4 separate regions of the Homo sapiens genome follow, and regions 1, 2 and 3 are each linked to region 4. Evidence: chromatin loops called from intact Hi-C (ENCODE). Cell type or tissue: ascending aorta. All regions are shown on one strand. Region 1 holds the start of SPIN4 (spindlin family member 4). Region 2 overlaps LINC01278 (long intergenic non-protein coding RNA 1278). Region 3 overlaps ARHGEF9 (Cdc42 guanine nucleotide exchange factor 9). Region 4 holds the start of LINC01278 (long intergenic non-protein coding RNA 1278).

Region 1 (2,500 bases), 210 kb after region 4:
GCTTTTGCCCCGGTTTTGTTTCCAGGTGAATTAATTGCCTTTTTTACTCATGATTATATGACGCTTTCTCTTTTCACCAGTGAAGAGTAGAGGAATGAAAATGAGAACCCTAGACTCTTCTGGATTTTAATGTCATCTTGTAAGTGGGATATAGTGTTAAAAGCTTTACAGACATTCTCATTTAATCCTCATAGCAGCTCTGTGACTTAAGGTAAGTGAAATTATGGACACTTTCTTTTCTTGCAGGTTTTCGATATAAGCATGCAGCACTTTTATAATCAGAAAAACAGCAAATATATACACAAAAAATCCCTTCTTTCTCTCTCTACAAAATTAAGACCACAATATTGTTTCAATATTTTGCTTTTTCATTGTACTCATCTCATGTGCAGCTCTCCATGTCATTAAATCTTCTTTTAAAAAATGGTTTAGACAATAAATCCATTTATGAAGGTAAAATGTTTTTATTTATACTTATGTTATAGATCATGTAGGATAAATAGTGGACTATCAAAAGGAATATTACAAATATTTAATATTACTATTAAAAATCATGTTTTCAGAGTATTTAACAATCTTGGAAAATGTTCATGATATACATGAAAAACACAAGTTATAAAAGTATGAAATATGCTCCCAATTTTATAAAATATAAGTACAGGTTTATTAATAGGAGAGAAAACAGTATTGTTAACATTTTGGTGCAGTCTGGATGGTAAAATTAATGGTAGTTTCGTCTTTTATTTCACTGAATTTTAGAAGATCTCCACAATGTCAGTACATGACCTTTACATTCTGACAAAAAAAAAAAAAATAAAAATAATTACTAGAAATGATCAGGTAGAAAATATAAAACAGATTTTGGATTAAGATGGTGGTCTGTAAATTGTACACAGGGTTTTTATTCTCATCTTAAATATCTTAAACTGAAAGAAAATAATTTGTATGCACAAACTCTTTCTGGGTGTGCGTGTGTTTTACATTTTTTTTTTTTTTAAGTGAGGAATTCCTGGAAGACAGAAAGCAGATGGAGCCACTGTGTAGGAGGCTGGCGGGCAGCAGACCGCCAGAAAGGAGGAGGAGGGGAGTCGGCCTGTCTGGCTGGCGTTTGAGGGAAACGGTCGAGGGGCGGAGGAGGAAATGAAAGAGAGGGCGCGTGTGTCAATACAAACTGAACACGGGCACGCGCGCTGACCAGCCCGGCTGCCGCCCGCAGAGCGGAAGGCGGGATGGCTGGGGGCGGGGCCAAGGCTCAGGCGGGCTCAGAGGGGGCGGGTTCCCTGCGCCGCAAAGACCCGGTCGCCAGAGTGAAGCCAAGCCAGCTAGCGCTGCGAAGCCCAGGCCGCGCGGACTCCCCAGAGACTTGCCGCCGCCTGCGCCTTTGCCGCTGCAGCCATCCCTCTTACTCCTTGCCTTTCGTCCCCGTCGTCTCCTCTGCCGCCGTGCCGCAGCCGCACCAGCATCGACAACAGCTAAGTGGCCGATTCGGGGACTTGGGGTCGGGGTTGGGGCGGACGCAAGGCACGAACAGCACTCGCGAGCCCGCCATCTCTACGTCAGCCGCCACTGCTGCAGTAACCCTTCTAGGGCGAGAGAGGAAAGCACTGTGGAGAGGCACACGCTGTCCCAGTGCTCACGGTTAGAGTTCGAGCGTTTCTGCCAAAACCTTGGTGAGAGCCTTGCACTTGGAGAAGGGAGCACAGACCAGGTCTTTGAGATCGCAAAAAATATATATATCATATTGCATAGTGTTGACTTTTTGTCAGTTTAATCGACCAGGGCAGCAGCTTTCCCCAAGCCCTCTTAATCCCTGAGCTATGTCTCCTCCAACCGTGCCTCCGATGGGGGTAGATGGCGTGTCCGCATACCTGATGAAGAAAAGGCACACCCACAGGAAGCAACGGCGCAAGCCCACTTTCCTCACTCGTAGGAACATCGTGGGCTGCCGCATTCAACACGGCTGGAAGGAAGGCAACGAGCCAGTGGAGCAGTGGAAGGGTACTGTGCTCGAGCAGGTTTCCGTGAAGCCCACTCTTTACATCATTAAATATGATGGCAAAGATAGTGTGTATGGACTAGAACTGCACCGCGATAAGAGAGTTTTAGCGCTAGAGATCCTTCCTGAGAGAGTGCCAACTCCTCGTATCGATTCACGACTGGCAGATTCCCTGATTGGCAAGGCAGTGGAGCATGTGTTTGAAGGTGAACATGGTACCAAGGATGAATGGAAGGGTATGGTCCTGGCGCGAGCTCCTGTGATGGATACTTGGTTTTACATCACCTACGAGAAAGATCCTGTTCTCTATATGTACACGCTGCTTGATGACTACAAAGATGGTGACTTACGCATTATTCCAGATTCCAACTACTATTTCCCTACAGCAGAACAGGAGCCTGGAGAGGTGGTCGACAGTCTCGTGGGCAAGCAGGTGGAGCATGCCAAAGATGACGGGTCCAAGAGAACTGGCATTTTTATACATCAAGTGGTGGCGAAGCCATC
Region 2 (2,500 bases), 49 kb after region 4:
TCATTCCTGGATAGTTCTTTCAAAGTCCCAGCGTGAAGATGTCCCTCATCATTGGGAAAGCACATTCCCTGGTAATCTCATTCCATGCTAGGTAGAGGGAAGGAAAGGAGACATCTCAGCAAGGAATTTTGAAAAGCACCCAAAAGCCAAATTGGGATGGTATCACAGAGTGGCAAAAAATGAGACCTGTCAAGTCACTGATCTATACAGCTGGTGTCACTTGCTGAATAATCTCTATTCTTTGGAGAACCATGAATGTAGTTTTCTCAGAAAATGAAAAGAAATGACAAATACATAACATTAATAATTTGGATAATAAAAATGTAATGTACATAAGAATTATAATCAGCAAGAAAATTTATATGCCAAATAGAAAAAGGGAAACTATTTCCTCATGGAGCAAACTAAAACATCAGGAAGAAAATTAAATGCTGGTTCTTCTTTAGAGATTTGCTATAGTTAAGTGGCTTCTTTTCTAATTTTCCATAGATGAGTTTCTACTTCATAGGAAGTGTTTATGTATACACAACAAAGAATATTTGCCACCACACATATACATCCCTGTTCAGCTAATATATAAAGCAATGTGATTTTCTAGTACAGCCTTAGCTAGTGAATTAGTAGGTTTTTTTGATTTGCTGAAGAAGTAGCAGTTTCATTAGCAATCTTTCCTAAGGTTATAGAAAGACTTCTAATCATGTGTTAATGGGAAGCAACAACCCGCCAAGGCAAAAACACTCTTCCAAAAGCATGCATGGAACTATCTTCTTGATGGTCCGTCAGATAATTAACAGGTTCCCCTCAAATAGAATCTTTATCTCAAATAGATCATTAGTCATGCTCAGAGAAAAGTTTGAAGGAACTAGTCCAATATTGGATTTCTTCTGAGCCATATATATATATATATATATATATATATACACACACACACATACATATATATATACACATACATATATATATACACATATATATATACATACATATATATATACACATATATATATATATACATACATATATATATATAAAACCAAGTATTTTAAAAGACACTACTATTCCTCATTCTATGCCCTTAGATATTTTTATATCCATGGATATAAAATCTCCTTCACAGACAAAAGTAAATGTCTGTGATTTCCTTCACAGACAAAAGTAAATGTCTGTGATCTCCTTCACAGACAAAAGTAAATCCTAGTGGAGTAGAGGTGAGTGTACTATAATTTCAATATATCAGTTTTGGGACATTTTTAAACCATGGGTCAGAAATGTTAGATCAAGAGAAAAGACTGGATCCTGATAGCAGGAGCGATTGTTTTTCTTTTAACATTCTAGCAGCATCATGGTTTTTACCACTGTCATTTCAGAGTGAGGCAGCAGTTGTTTTGACTGTGAGATTCTGATGGGTTAAATTGAAACATGGCAGGTTAGAATGAATCAGACAGACCTATTTGGTTTTGTTTTATGTGACCCCTGAATTGGGTTATGAGTACAATTAGAAATACTGGTGGCATTTAGGACAGAATGTAGCAATGGGTCACTGTCGTCGAAAGTTGTTGGTGGTTTAGGGTGGCAAACCCAGCATCTTGTTAGATTTCCAAATGTAATAGCAGTTTATGAGATATGAACCAGAGAACTATTTCTCCATGCTGTAATTCAATTAATTAGGGACAGTAAAAACTGAAGCTTGATCATGGGCATGTTGCTAAAGTACATATATTAACAATAAGACTAGTATGCTATATCTTAATATATATGTGTGTGTGTGTGTGTGTGTGTATATAAATGTGTATATATGTGTGTGTGTATATATGTGTGTGTATGTGTATATATATATATACATATATATATATATATATATATGATTATTTTACCAAAACCACCAAGAGAGGATTCCTACAATATGAAGGCAGCCTAAAAACATAATATTCCGGTCAACAGAAAAAGGAGATGAAAATTTCAGGCACAGTAATCATTGGAATCATGAGGAACTGGTTATACAGGCCTGAACCAGTATCTTAAGCAGAAGCAGACTACAGCAAATGTCAGTTACTTGCGGTGCTGATCAGGAAGATTGCAGGTCAGCTTTAATTGAGCATGTCTGGTGATAGAAAATGTCCACTCTGGTAGAGCCGCTTTTATAAAATGAGAAACATGAATCCTTGAGTCAACACCCTTAACTTTGGCAGCACAAGGATTGGTCAATACCTGATATGATCCCTTCCAGTGGGGTTGCAGGGAATCTTTTATTTGATGTTGTTTTCAGTTAACAAAATCTCCAGGTTGTAGGCCATGGTCTCTGTTACCTTTATCTCCCTGGAGCTCATTGCGAAAGGAATCCTTTATTAATTTGGAATTTATGGTAGGAAGTTTTGTGAGACCTTGGCAATAATGGAGGATATCACCTTTAAGAAGTACAGGTTCATAAGCTCTTTTATCTAGCCACATAGGCCTTCTTGTTATTATTTCAAAGAAAGAGACTTGACGTTTTATGAGTGGG
Region 3 (2,500 bases), 98 kb before region 4:
ACGCGTGCATGTGTCTTTGTGGTAGAACGATTTATATTCCTTTGGGTACATACCCGATAATGGGATTGCTGGGTCAAAAGGTAGTTCTTTTTTAAGTTATTTAAGAAATATCCAAACTGCTTTCTATCATGGCTGTACTAATTTACATTCCCACCAGCAGTGTATAAGCATTCTATTCCTGAGAAAGCTTCTTAGCTGCTCTATGTCTATAGTTCCTCATCAGATGGGGTTATAACAGTACCTACATTGGAGGATTATTTAGGTTAATAAATGCAGAGCATTTAGGACAGTACATGGTACATAATATATGCTATTTAAGGGGTCACTGTTGCTATTATTGTTGTTCTTATTATTTTGATGTAATTATTAAGCATGCATTCTAGGATGCTGGAATATAGTAGTGAGCGAAATAAATCCAGTCCAAACCCCATGTACCTTCCCTAGGATCTGGAGAGAAAAGGCTAGAGAAGAGTAACTAGGGTCCCCTCTATAAAGGGGCAGGGAGGACCTTATTTACAAACAAGTGAAGCAGGCTACAATCCTGAACAGTTACATTCCCCAGATTGCAGCATCTGTCATTTGTAGAGAATATCCTGCAATGTCTTACTAAGGAGGAACTAGCTCCCTTAATGTCTCCCAATTCAGACGAGCACAAGGAAAAAGGAGGAAGGCTGGCATTTTATTGGAAATGATAAACTTCATTAGGCAGGAAAGTTGTGATGATCCAAATAGCATCTGTTTTGAGCACCTGCTCACCGTGTCCCTGTGAAGGCACTCAGACTACCATTAACAAGTGGCATATGGGCAGCCTGGTTCCAACAAGACCACAGGCAACCAGGGTTCAAGAGGACTTTGTCCCCTTGCCATGTGCAGAGGACAACCAGAGGAAACTCTGGGGCTTTGTCAGCTGCTCTTCTCTGGACAATCCCTAAGTGAAGCAAGACCAAAGAAGATAGAGTGCTGGGCACAGCCTTTAATGGGCAGGCAAACTAAAAGCTGTGAGCAGCATGGTGGCTAAGTGCCAAGTGTGTGGTATGTCAGGGCCTTCACAATTGGTGTCAGAATTTGGAGAAGGGGAGCCACATCAGCTTGAGCAGTCAGAGAAAGTTTATTTCAGGAATAAGAATGTGTAAGTTTGACCTCGAAGGCTAAGATTGGAATAGGAAGCATAGTTGGGCCAGAGAGCAGCTATTAGTGTGACCCCAAATATATATCTGTTATTTTGGTGACAAATACCACCCTGTCCTGAAAGGATGTATAGAATTTCCAGGGACAGTGGGGCAGCTATGTAAATTGAAAAAATATTCAGAGTTACCCTTGCTTTGACTTATTTTTACTCACAATATTTAAATTATTTGGAAAGTTTAAATGAGCTAAAGGAGGTAGTGAGATGTTTTTCCTTTAAGTTTATCAAAAGAGGGTTTTAAGGACTATGAAACACTGGCCCAGGAGCAAGAAAGCTCAGGGCTGTATTTGGTGGACAAGTCTGGCCTCATGTCCTGGAAATGACATGTTTATATTAGAGCTTTATAGCTATTTTACAGAGTAAGGATAACTGTCTTCATTTCTTAGTTGAGGAAATTGGGGCTCAGAGAGGTTAACTGGCTTGTCCGTAACCATACAGCTGGTAGGTTAGGCAGCAAGGCATCAAACTCAGGGCTTCAGACTCTACATCATGCTCTTTCTTTTGTTCCATGCTGCTTACTGCTTATAGTCTTAGCTACTCTTTCTGATTGGAGTTCCTCAACTAGTAGGTCATTCTTAATTATTCCTATCACATCTTTACATTTGGCTTATGACAAATCTAGCGCCTGAAAACTCACATTTAACCCTCTGGGGGACCAGGGAGAACAGGCAAAGGGATAATTTTAGTAACACATCTCTCTAGCCCTGTTTCCCCACCACAGAAGCAGAAATTCTCTCTAGCTTCTTGTCATCCTTACATATCTAAAGAAACAATAGGAGATTCAATTGATGCTTTTAATGTAGCTCCAAGATCATGCATATTCTTTCTATTTTTGGGAACTAGCAAATGTGTTGAAAGCTCTCAATGACTATGACACACCAACTCGGAATGGGGGCGGAGCGGAAGGAGGCTGCGGACTGAAGTTAGCAACAAGGAAGTTGAGGCTGCCTGTTTTAGGCAATGTGGTCCGGTGAGAATGTGTGGTTCAGATCTGGCTTTCCAGGTTTGTATGTATTATATTATGTATGGTAAGGCACAATTCAAACCTTTCTGAGATCGAGATAAATTACATTCATACATTCTGCCTAGCTTATCCTGCTTTTGTACTTAGATTAGCCTGATAGGGCCCACTTTTTATACATGTGTCTCAAAAAGTGTTCCTGAGAATTGTGGAACTCAGTGTATGGGAATCACTCTATCCTTTTGGCCAGGATTGAGCTTGTGCACACTGAACATGGTAAAAGGAACCCAGGTTCTGAAATAGGCTTGGGGCAACATTGGCCCTCTCTGTATAGCTGAACTCTTCCTCTCCTG
Region 4 (2,500 bases):
TTTTCTTATCTGAAATACCTTGACAAGGTCTCTGGCAGTGGTCATGTATTTGATTTACTTTAGGCTGAGACAGTAGTTCCTTGTGGGTTTACTTCTTAATTTTCCAATATTTTTTGTCTCTTATTACTACTTTTAATCAATATTTATATAGTACTTATGTGGCAGTCGTTGTAAGTTTATTTAATATGTTACTGTCTCACAACAAACCTATGAAATTAGTACTGTTATCCTTATTTTACCTATGGGGAAACTGAGGCACAGAAGGCTTAAATAACTTGAGCTAATAACGCAGATAATAGCAGAGCTAGGATCCAAATCTAGGCTGCATGGATTCAGAGTCCACTCTGCCTTTCTAAACAACCTTGGTGTGTTGTTTTCTTAAATAAAAAATGTAGGAATGTTTCTCTCCAAACCCTGAAATATTTATGTCACCCACACAGGACACCTCCTTCTTGTACAGCTAAATTAGTATCACCAGTGTTCTTGGAGACCTAGGATTCCTGATTGAGGGATTCCTATGCTGCAATGTCTGTGTCCATATTTTATTTATTTATCAAATAGGTCTTCTCACTGCCAGACATTGTTTTAAATGCCTTATACACATTGACTTGTTTAATTTAATATTTACAACAAGCAATTAACAGATGAAAAAGGTCGCATAACTTTGTAAAGGGCAGAGCCAGATTGCAACCAAGTTAACGTCTTCGATCGCTATTCTTAATCTTTCTGCAGGGTCTGAGTCTCTTCATTTCTTACCAGCATGGGTTTCTCTGTTTCTTGCTTCAGGGACTTCACGACTGGTCACAAGAAATTCTTGACCTTGGTTGGTTCTGACATGGCTGCAACATGCTCTTTCTGACAGGAATGCATAGCCGAATATCAGGTTCTAAGCCCTGTGACAATCATAGGGCACATACAGCATAGATTTTGTTTAAAGAAATCTCTTTTGGTGTGTATATTCTTCTTGTTTAAGGTCTGAATTGATATTTGCACACTGCTATAACTTCTCTCATGAAGCATTACCTATTTTCAAAGCTACATAAGGTGCTGTTGTAATCATACGGTTTTGTTGTATACATAATCCCGCTTTAATTATTCATCATTATTTATTTTCCTTTTGTTAGTTTAATTATAAAAACAACACATACTCATTTTAAGAATCCTAATAATACAGATCTGTATGTTGTTGTTGGTGAAAAGTCTCCAGTTTTTTTCATCCCTTTTCTTTATAATTTCCAGCATAATGCCATAGAAATAGACGAAACTCTCAGCGGGCTTATTCTGCATTCACTGGCCATGGTGGTTTGAGGGTTAACTTTAAGAAGCACTCTCTCCATTTCAGCTGACTGCTACATCCGGGAGAAAAGCGCTATTGCCTGGGAAACTAAGTCACGTGAGAACCTGGGGACGCTAGGTTCCGGAACCTGACCTGAGCTGGGGCCTGTGCTTCCAGCGGGTGGTGGGGGGCCTGGTGTGCTGGCATCAAGTAAGCCGACTACCTCGGCAAAGGCTTAGGGACAAGAGACCAGCAGCCTGAACTGGCTGGGGCATCCGGAAGGCTTAGATCTTGTGGCCAAGAGTTCAGACCGTGGCGAAGTGGAGAGTGACATGCAGTTGGATGGCGGTGACTGCGTGGTAAGTTGTATTTGAACACCCGGCAGGAGACAAGAAGTGGGGATGAGCTAGGACTCATCCTCCCTTTATTGAATAATTTGCCTTTTTCCAGAGGGAAGGAAGCCAGACCAGCTAGCAGGACGCCAGGGGTAGGAGTGCGGGAATGAGAATAGGTGTCTGGAACAGGGCAGAGGGGGAGGGGGACCCTGAGGCGCAAATTCTTTTTCCTTACATGGCTTTTTCTTCTCGTTTTTCTCCTCTCTCACCCTCTATGTCCCCATTATTCTTGTTCTTTCTTTTCCTGGTTACGCATTTTCATTAATCCAGAGCCTTAATTCGAATGTAAACATTTTGGCTCCTGATCCAGTTCTCCGTTAACTTTCCTGGTATTTGTGATTTCGTGTTTGGTAGCGTAATAGGACGACTATAGTTAACAATAATTTATTATGTATTTCAAAATAACTAAAAAGCGGAATTGAGATGATTCTAACATAAAGAAATGATAAATGCTTGAGGTGATGGTTATACCATCTACTCTGATTTGATTATTACACATTGTATGTTCTAATCAAAATATCACATGTACCCCATAAATATGTACAACTATTATATATCCATAATAATTAAAACTTCAAAAATGTTAACAAAATGGCAAAAAAATCAGAAGAAGTTATTCAAGTATGGTGAGTAAACGTTTAAAAAGTGACTCAGCTTCACTAATAAATGCACATGAAAAAACGGAATAGCAGATTATGATTGACAAGGGGATAAAAAGATTGTTTATGCCCAGTGTTGTGCAGAGTTTGGGGACACTGGCACTCAATTACAGTATTAAGTGTGTAAATTAGTATAATCATTTATTGTTGGGCTATTTGGCATATGTAAC

Evidence for each region. Peaks named below come from ENCODE experiments on the same cell type or tissue, not always from the same donor. Only the 100,000 strongest peaks of a DNase experiment are listed, where the experiment ranks them.
Region 1: it touches region 4 in a loop (8-fold over the local background); 16 of 110 quality-filtered maps call a loop at or near these places.
Region 2: it touches region 4 in a loop (5-fold over the local background); 2 of 110 quality-filtered maps call a loop at or near these places.
Region 3: it touches region 4 in a loop (2.5-fold over the local background); 4 of 110 quality-filtered maps call a loop at or near these places.

Annotation. Positions count from the first base shown.
Region 1 is chrX:63,350,137-63,352,636 of GRCh38, reverse strand. It overlaps SPIN4 (spindlin family member 4), which reads left to right and starts at 1,305. Exons shown (of 1, transcript NM_001012968.3): 1 at 1,305-2,500. The coding sequence starts at 1,818. SPIN4-AS1 (SPIN4 antisense RNA 1) reads right to left here. Exons shown (of 3, transcript NR_046739.1): 3 at 449-795. RefSeq lists a silencer at 1,087-1,316 and enhancers at 1,517-1,566, 1,837-1,886, 1,987-2,116. In ascending aorta, no CTCF peak of the experiment used is centred here; a DNase peak (open chromatin) is centred at 1,226; H3K4me3 peaks cover 1,776 bases; H3K27ac peaks cover 1,247 bases.
Region 2 is chrX:63,511,073-63,513,572 of GRCh38, reverse strand. All of the region lies in intron 1 of LINC01278 (long intergenic non-protein coding RNA 1278), which reads left to right. Among named protein-coding and RNA genes, the nearest start is that of LINC01278, 49 kb to the left of the region's middle. In ascending aorta, no CTCF peak of the experiment used is centred here; no DNase peak of the experiment used is centred here.
Region 3 is chrX:63,657,594-63,660,093 of GRCh38, reverse strand. All of the region lies in intron 7 of ARHGEF9 (Cdc42 guanine nucleotide exchange factor 9), which reads left to right. Among named protein-coding and RNA genes, the nearest start is that of ARHGEF9-IT1, 13 kb to the left of the region's middle. In ascending aorta, no CTCF peak of the experiment used is centred here; DNase peaks (open chromatin) are centred at 1,013 and 2,093; H3K27ac peaks cover 2,330 bases.
Region 4 is chrX:63,559,967-63,562,466 of GRCh38, reverse strand. It overlaps LINC01278 (long intergenic non-protein coding RNA 1278), which reads left to right and starts at 1,372. Exons shown (of 4, transcript NR_152613.1): 1 at 1,372-1,635. RefSeq lists an enhancer at 1,651-2,192. In ascending aorta, no CTCF peak of the experiment used is centred here; a DNase peak (open chromatin) is centred at 1,436; H3K4me3 peaks cover 2,343 bases; H3K27ac peaks cover 1,195 bases.